2 separate regions of the Homo sapiens genome follow, and region 2 is linked to region 1. A link is a contact called in ENCODE Hi-C or POLR2A ChIA-PET data. All regions are on one chromosome and are shown on one strand. The core of a region is the stretch at or near the end of the contact, and the rest is flanking DNA. Distances in the headings are between cores, read along the strand shown. Region 1 holds the start of TCEAL4 (transcription elongation factor A like 4). Region 2 has its middle 28 kb from the start of TCEAL1.

What was found. A loop is a pair of places that touch in the nucleus more often than their neighbours do. ChIA-PET counts read pairs that join two places held with the same protein, here RNA polymerase II (POLR2A). Pooled maps may share reads with other maps.
Region 2: a loop to region 1 is called in a pooled map, with 4 times the contacts of the local background. The contact joins the enhancer-like site here to the promoter of TCEAL4 in region 1. A Hi-C loop is called at or near these places in 2 of 168 maps with a recorded cell type or tissue (endothelial cell of hepatic sinusoid and vagina) and 2 of 50 pooled maps. POLR2A ChIA-PET finds 5 or more read pairs at or near these places in 2 of 52 experiments (PC-9 and activated CD4-positive, alpha-beta T cell).

The regions. Positions count from the first base shown.
Region 1 is chrX:103,583,501-103,587,421 of GRCh38, reverse strand. TCEAL4 (transcription elongation factor A like 4) reads right to left here and starts at 1,907. Exons shown (of 3, transcript NM_001006935.3): 1 at 1,798-1,907; 2 at 1,131-1,203; 3 at 1-773. The coding sequence starts at 746. The coding sequence ends at 99. RefSeq lists an enhancer at 1,274-1,987.
Region 2 is chrX:103,654,947-103,658,867 of GRCh38, reverse strand. No RefSeq gene overlaps it. Among named protein-coding and RNA genes, the nearest start is that of TCEAL1, 28 kb to the right of the region's middle. Within about 2 kb of position 2,052, at least 5 of the 41 ENCODE cell types and tissues checked have a DNase peak (open chromatin) inside an H3K27ac peak, as active enhancers do; they include PC-9, where a contact is called at or near this core.

The DNA of each region.
Region 1 (3,921 bases), core at 658-3,157:
AGATAGGTCAAAAGGCTGCTAGCAACAGGAGGGATGCCTAAAGTAAAGTATTACCGTAACGTTAAAGCACATGGCCTGGTAAATGCCTGCCAGGGACACTACACATAAGGAATGTCTTCAATGTCCCTTCGTGGGGCCCTGCAGCCACCCCTGAATTCCCTTGGACCTCTAGGGTAGAAGGGGTCCTGTAAATTTCTTTGCATCCACAAAAACGCCCCCAATTTCTGTTTGCTTTTTCTCTTCTCATCCTGCACCTTAGCCATATTGTCAAATTCTCTTATCATGTCCTCATTGCTGAAATTCATATCATGTATGGCCTCTTTATACTCCTTGAGGTAATGAGCCAGCCCCTTATTAGTTTTTCTTTTGGCTTTCCTGGGTACATCATCCTCAGCTGGGCGCTTTCCTGCAGCCCTTGTTTCACTCCCTGGCTCTCCTTCACTCTCTGGCTTTCCCTCTATCTCTGGTTTTCCCTCTCTCTCTGATCCTCCCTCCATCTCTGACTCTCCCTCCCTCTCTGACTTTCCTTCTTTTGCCTCTCCCTCACTCTCTGGCTTTCCTTTATCCTTTAACATTTCCTCATCTCCTGTTTTGCCCTTGTTTTCTGTCTTTCCCTCGTTTTCTAACTTCTTGTCTTCCAGAGTACAAGTTACTTCTGGCTTTCTCTCGTCTTGTGGCTGTTCTTCATTTTCCATCTTTCCTTGGTTTGAAGCCATTCCTTCATTTTCACTGTAGAGTTTTTCCATGTCGAGATTTCCCCTCCTTTTCCTGTCCTGGGGGATGGGGGTGGAGGAAAGAGGAGACAAAGAGGAGACATGGGAGACTGAGTGCATGGGGTGGAATGCAGGTCTGGATAGTACTTGCATCTCACCCCTGATGAGGGTTCCCCTAAGCTGGCCAGGCCTCCAAGAGGGCCTTCTGCCCACCACGTAGCCCGCCACTCCTCCCACACACGTGAGCCAGCCATTGCCTGACAGGCTCTGCCACTTTCTCTGCACTGGTTCAGCCTGGTAAGGTGTGTGTTCATGTGGGTGGGGGAATGGGAAAGGCCCCAATTCGGCCCTGGCCGGGCCCTCCACACTCTCAACCCTTGTGGGCCCCTGTCCATGCAGCCCCGTACTTTCACGGACCTGCGGGGATTCTGGACAGGTTGCTCCTCCTTTTCAGGCTTCGCAGAGCGCTGGGAACAACAGACGCGCAGACCTGCAGACAGACAGGAGACAGGGGCAGGGTCTGCGCGCTCAGCGGGCTCACACGGACGCGGTTCCCTTTCCTGAGTCCAGGCCCTTCTCATCCAACGTTTTCCTCCCCTACCTCCGCCGCACCCCAGCCGCCATTTCTTTCCAGGCCTCGGGCACCAAATCAGGATGCTTTCCAAACTAATTTTGGGTCTCTGTGCCCTTCTTCCTCAGAGGCAACTCTCCTCCCCAGCCTCGCGGTCAACGTTTTTCTCTACGCACGGGAACGGCAGATGGGGTTTACTTCCACTGTCTCACTACTGGGGCGGCCCCAGCCCACCATCTCCGGCTCCAAAATGGACGGAGGGCAGAGAAGAGGATGTGCCTGGAAAGCGAGCATGGATACTTGGGGGTGCTCGCCTTCCTCACCCTCTGCCCACTGCCTACGTGCTCCCCCTCAGCCACCCCTAGCCGTTTTCCCACCGCCATCTCTGTCCACACTCGGGCCAGCTTCCCTCGACTCGACCCGACCCCACCCCCAGCCTTTCCCCCTGCCGTACCCGTTCCCCTTCCGCCATTCCAGTGTTCCGCTGGCAGCGTGGAAGGCCCGCACACTGACCTGGAAGAAGCTGGACCAAGAATTAGGAGCCCAGGAACCGGAGCAGACGAGACCCAGCCGCGGGGACAGAGGGCAGGCACTCGGACCGGTGCCTACATCTGCGCCCGTGCAGATCACGTGAATGCCGCAGCCCAGGAGTTCCACCGCCCCACGCCCCGCCTCCTAGCCAGCCGCTTCCAGCCACCCACCACCTCTCCAGCAGGTACCCTCTTACCTCCCTGGGCCCTTTTGTCCTTTTTTTCTTGTTAAGAAATTAATCAAAGAAAGAATCTTAATGAAAATCACAGTTTTTTTTTTAATGAGTTGGGCGGTCCAGAAGAGGAGTCTTGATAATGTTGCTCTTAAATTCCACTGAAATAACGTAGACCCACCCGATAAAATCGTATGAATGTGAACTTAAGTACTGTATAAAGAATAGAATATTGCCCTTTAGAAAAAACTTAAGAAAAATTTTCCAAAATAAATGAAATTGTCCCTTTTTCCTGACATGTACAAACATAAATTTTCAAATGAATAAAAAATAAAGTTATATTTGAAGCAAAATAAAACAACGATTAATTTATCTTAAGTGAGAAACTGAATATACAATGACCAGACCACATACGAAAATAGAACTGTGACCCACAACCTTTGCTGCAAGCAGCTCAAAAAGCCAAAGTATAGCATCTGCAGAAATGTTCAGGACTTTAATCAATTTGCTAGCCTTTCTGGCCTTTTTAATTTTTTTGACCTGATGACAAACAAGAAAAACCCAAATATGAACCCATATTCAATCACATAGGATGCTTGCCTCTAGTTGGCCTGCCTCTAGCTTCCTCACGTCAACAACATCCAATCAGAGCGTAGCTGAAGTCTTTGTGTTTTTGTTTTCCACTATAAAGCTTTCCCACTCCCCTGCCTGTCTTTGAATCTCTGCCAGACTCAAATGATGGTGGCTTGACTTCCTTGCTATAAAAAAGCTGTGAATAAGTAGCACTTGTTTGTTCTCTTATGGGTAGACTCCGTTTATCTCCACATAAGCTTTTGGTGTGGAAGGCCTTTATAGTCACGTGCCACTTAATAACGGGGATATGTTCTGAGAAATGCATCAGGCAATTTCGTGGTGGTGCGAACATCGTAGAGTGTAGTTATACAAATCTATATGGTATAGCCTACTACACTCCTAGGCTACATACTATAGCCTATCGTATTCTATGCTGTCCGTTGTCGTTGACCAATCGATACGCAGTGTGACTGTACAACAAAGAGACAAATGCTGATAGATTAGATTACATGAAAATTTTTAACAGATTTGTTGAAGGACTGGGGACACATGCACTCTCCCCTGCTCTTATTGAATATGTTGGTGAAATTTTTCTGAAGATCAACTTTGTAAATTATTTAAAAATAAAAATATCGGCCAGGCACGGTGGCTCACACCTGTAATCCCAGCGCTTTGGGAAGCTGAGGCGGGTGGATCACCTGAGGTCAGGAGTTCAAGACCAGCCTGACCAGGATGGTGAAACCCCATCTCTACTAAAAATACCAAAACTAGCTGGGCGTGGTGGTGGGCGCCTGTAATCCCAGCTACTCGGTAGGCTGAGGCAGGAGAATTGCTTGAACCCGAGAGGCAGAGGTTGCAGTGAGCCGAGATCACGCCATTGCACTCCAGTCTGGGCGACAGAGTGAGACTTCGTCTCAAAAAAAAAAATTAATATTTGATCTTTTGTGCCAGTAATTTCACTTCTAATAGTTACCCACAATGATAATTTTCTTTCTTCAACTTTTATTTTAAGCTCAGGGGCACATGTGCAGGATGTGAAGGTTTGTTATGTAGATAAACATGTGCCATGGTGGTTTGCTGTATAGATCATCTCATCACCCAGGTATTAAGCCTGGCAGCCACCAGCTATTCTTCCTTATGCTCTCCCTCCCTGCCCCCAGCAGGCCCCTGTGTGTGTTGTTCCCTGACATGTGTCCATGTGTTCTCATCATTCAGCTCCCAGTGAGAACACATGGTGTTTGGTTTTCTGTTCCTGCATTAGTTTGCTGAGAATAATGGCTTCTAGCTCCATCCATGTGCCTGCAAAAGACATGATCTCATTCCTTTTTATGGCTGCATAGTATTCCATGGTGTATATGTAC
Region 2 (3,921 bases), core at 803-3,302, 71 kb before region 1:
AGTTAGAAGTTATTATTTCCCTAATAGGCAGTCACAGACTCCTTCTTGTGTGCTGACTTGAGCAACTGTCTTGCTCAAACCTCTCTAAGCTGAAGGAACAGGGAGTTCCTAGGCTCCTGGCCTGACAGACAACCACCTACAACGGTAGAAAAGTGGTTGCCTGAACATTTATTTTGGTGTCTCCGCTGCTGGATAGGTTCTCCAGCAAGTCAATACCTCTGAGGTGTCCCCTTGGGTAATACTGTTTCCCTCTTCCCCTCCTCCCTTCCCATTCACCATTTGTTTAGCCCTCCTCTCTGCTTAACCCTCACTGTGGATTTTAGGCTCAACATTCTACTGTCCATTTGTAGCTTGTAATCCACTTTTGTAATGCCTTGCTATGTATACTTACACCTTCTCTGCAGGAAGTGAGAGAATCTAAAAGTGAAAAATAATGACTCAGTTGCTTTCCCTTTTGCTAGACTTAGGAAGACTTCTGCGTCCTCTAAAACTTCTGTATCCATGGGGACAATGACGAGCGTCTCAGAGGACTCACGACTAGGATGTCTTTTAGGCTATTGGAGCAAATTCAAATTTGGTTTAATGAAAAAGAAACTCATTTTCTATTGCAACATGGTTTGGGTTCCGTACAAATTAGAAAACCAAATTTGGCGTAAACATGGTTCTATATATTGTAATGATAATTTACAACTGGACTTATTCTGTAAAAAAGAAGGAAAATGGGAAGAGGTCCCTTATGTACAGGCTTTTATGACCCTTTACTGGCTCATGTTACTTCCAGGCACCAGACAGCTCCATCTGAGGATCCCCTCCTTGCTGGTTCTCCTAGAAGGCCTATGCCTTTCCCAGAGTCTCCCCAGTCCCCCAATTCTGAGGGGGGTCCTGCCAGTGCTCTAACAAAGGATTCTAGCTCAAGGTCATCAGACACTCCTCCCCCTCATCCAACTAGCCCCAGCTTATACCCCCATTTCCCCCAAAATAAGCCCAATCAATACTACCAGGAGTGGAGCCTCATATTAGCCCCTAAAGTAAAATCTGTGTCCATTGCAGGAGGTAGCTAATGGAAATGGGGTTACATGTGCCATTTTCTATATCTAATTTGGATTTATATGAGGAAAAATTTGGCCAGTTTTCAGAAAATCCAGAAAAGTTTATACAGGCATGTGTTATGTTGACCATGTTCTTTGATTTAACTTGTCATGACTTAGAAATATTGTTATCTGTTCGCTGTGCTGTGGGAAAAAAGTGGAGGGAAGTATCTGTGGTTAAGCCAGTCAATTATGACAGAGCTAGAAATATAACTCAGGTAAAAGACGAAAATCCTGTTCTGTTTCTGGGTCGTTTGATAGAGGGACTCAGGAAATATACCAGTGCAGACCCAGACCCCCCAGAAGGGCAAGCTTTCCTGGGTGTACATTTTATTACTCATCCTGCACCTGACATTAGGAGGAAGATACAAAAAGCAGCAATGAGACCTCAAATCCCAATGAGCTAACTCTCTTTATTTATTTATTTTTTTGAGACAGAATCTTGCTCTGTTGTCCTGGCTGGAGTGCAGTGATGCCATCTTGACTCACTGCAATCTCCGCCTCCTGGGTTCAAGCTACTCTCATGCCTCAGCCTCCTGAATAGCTGGGATTACAGGCACCCGCCACCATGCCTGGCTAAGTTTTGCATTTTTAGTGGAGACAGGGTTTCAGCATGTTGACCAGGCTAGTCTCAAATTCCTGGCCTCAAGTGATCCACCCACCTCAGCCTCCCAAAATGCTGGGATTATAGGCATGAGCTACTGCACCCAGCCCCTAAGACCCAGATCTTAGATGAGGACTTTAAAGTTTACAACAATAGGGACAGGGCAAAATAGGTGAGAAAACAAAAACAAAAACAAAAAATAGCCAAAAAGTGCAATCATTAACAGTTGCTTTAAGTCCCCTGCCACGTCAGAATTACCCATCCCAAGAAAGCATCACGAGATTGGCATCTGATATGCCCAGATAAGAGCCCTGACTCACTGGCCCACTGATTCACTAGGCCAGAATCAGCGTGCCCAGTATAAACAAAAGGGTCATTGGCATGAGAATGTGCTAACTGCCCCTGGTGACACATAAAAAAGCTCCCCATCACTATTAGAGCTAACCTTCTTTTACTAGCCCCAGTGAGCTGCCTCCTCAAGTAAGTTTATTGGGAATGTTGGACCCTTGGCCCAATGGACAGCTTCCCACAATGGCAGTTTTTTGACTCTAAGTCTCTTGGCCAAAGGAAATTCCAAAGAAGTCTAAAACAAACAAACAAAGAATTCAGGCCATGATGGGAAACAGGAGGTTGGACACACCTCCCTATGCCCTCTTTGAAATTTAGGCTTTGTTCACAAGGCCCTTCAAGAATATAGAAATAAAGTATCACCTCTAACCAGGAGACTTAGTCTTACTAAAAAGAAGGATCCCCTGAAGATCAATTACAACCCAAATGAAAAGGTCCTATATCAGGCTGTTCTCACGTAGCTATAGAGAAATACCTGAGACTGGGTAATTTATAAAGAAAGGAGGTTTAATTGGCTTATGGTTCTGTGGGCTACACAGGAAGCGATGCTGGCATCTGTTTGGCTTCCGGGGAGGCCTCAGGAAATTTACAATCATGGTGGAAGGCAAAGGGAGAGAGCAGGCACTTCACATAGCCAGAGCAGGAGCAAGATACAGAGGTTCCACACACTTTTTCTTTTTTTTGAGTTGGAATCTCACTCTGTCACCAGGCTGGGGTGCAATGGCAAGATCTTGGCTCACTGCAACCTCTGCCTCCCAGGTTCAAGCGATTCTCCTGCCTCAGCCTCCTGAGTAGCTGGGATTACAAGTGCGTGCCGCCACGCCTGGCTAATTTTTGTATTTTTAGTAGAGACAGGGTTTCACCATGTTGGTCAGGCTGGTCTCGAACTCCTGACCTCGTGATCCGCCCATCTCAGCCTCCCAAAGTGTTGGGATTACAGGCATGAGCCACTGCGCCTGGCCAGTTCCACACACTTTTAAATGACCAGCTGTCATGAGAGCTCACTCACTGTTATGAGTACAATACCAAGGGGATGATACAAAACCATTCACAAGAAATATGACCCCATGCTCCAATCATCTCCCACAAGGCCCCACCTCCAACACTGGGGATTACAATTCAACATGAAATTTGGATGGGGGCACAGATCCAAACCATATGAGGCCCCTATCAGATATTGTTAAATACCCTCACCACCATTAAACTTCAGGGAATAACTACTTGGATACACCTATTTGGGATTAAATATGTTCCTTATGAGTCACAGGCACAAAGGGAGGACAGCACAACCTACATGATATGGTTTGGCTGTGTCTCCTCCCAAATCTTATCTTGAATTGTAGCTCCCGTAATTCCCACATGTTGTGGGAGGAACCCGGTGGGAGATAATTGAATCATGGGGGTGGTTCCCCCATACTGTTCTCATGGTAGTGAGTAATTCTCATGGTATCTGATGGTTTTATAAGGGGAAACCCCTTTCAATTGGTTCTCATTCTGTCTTGCTTGCCGCCATGTAATACATGCCTTTCACCTTCTGCCATGATTGTGAGGCCTCCCCAGCCACATAGAACTGTGAGTCCATTAAACCTCTTTTTCTTTATAAATTATCCAGTCTCAGGTATGTCTTTATCAGCAGCATGAAAATGGACTAATGCACTACATCTATAAACCTCTCCTACCCATTTAAAAGAATCAACACTCAGCCAGAAGTGATAACTTAATGCTGTGGGTGGGAATAGGAGCATTAATTTTTACCTCTTTTTTTTTTTTTTTTTTTTACTGTAATACTTCTTTTCTATCACTTTAGCCAGCTGCCTCCTCCTGGGAAATATCTCTTTTGTCCTTGTTGGGTGTTCAGCCAATCTAAGGCCCAACTGTACA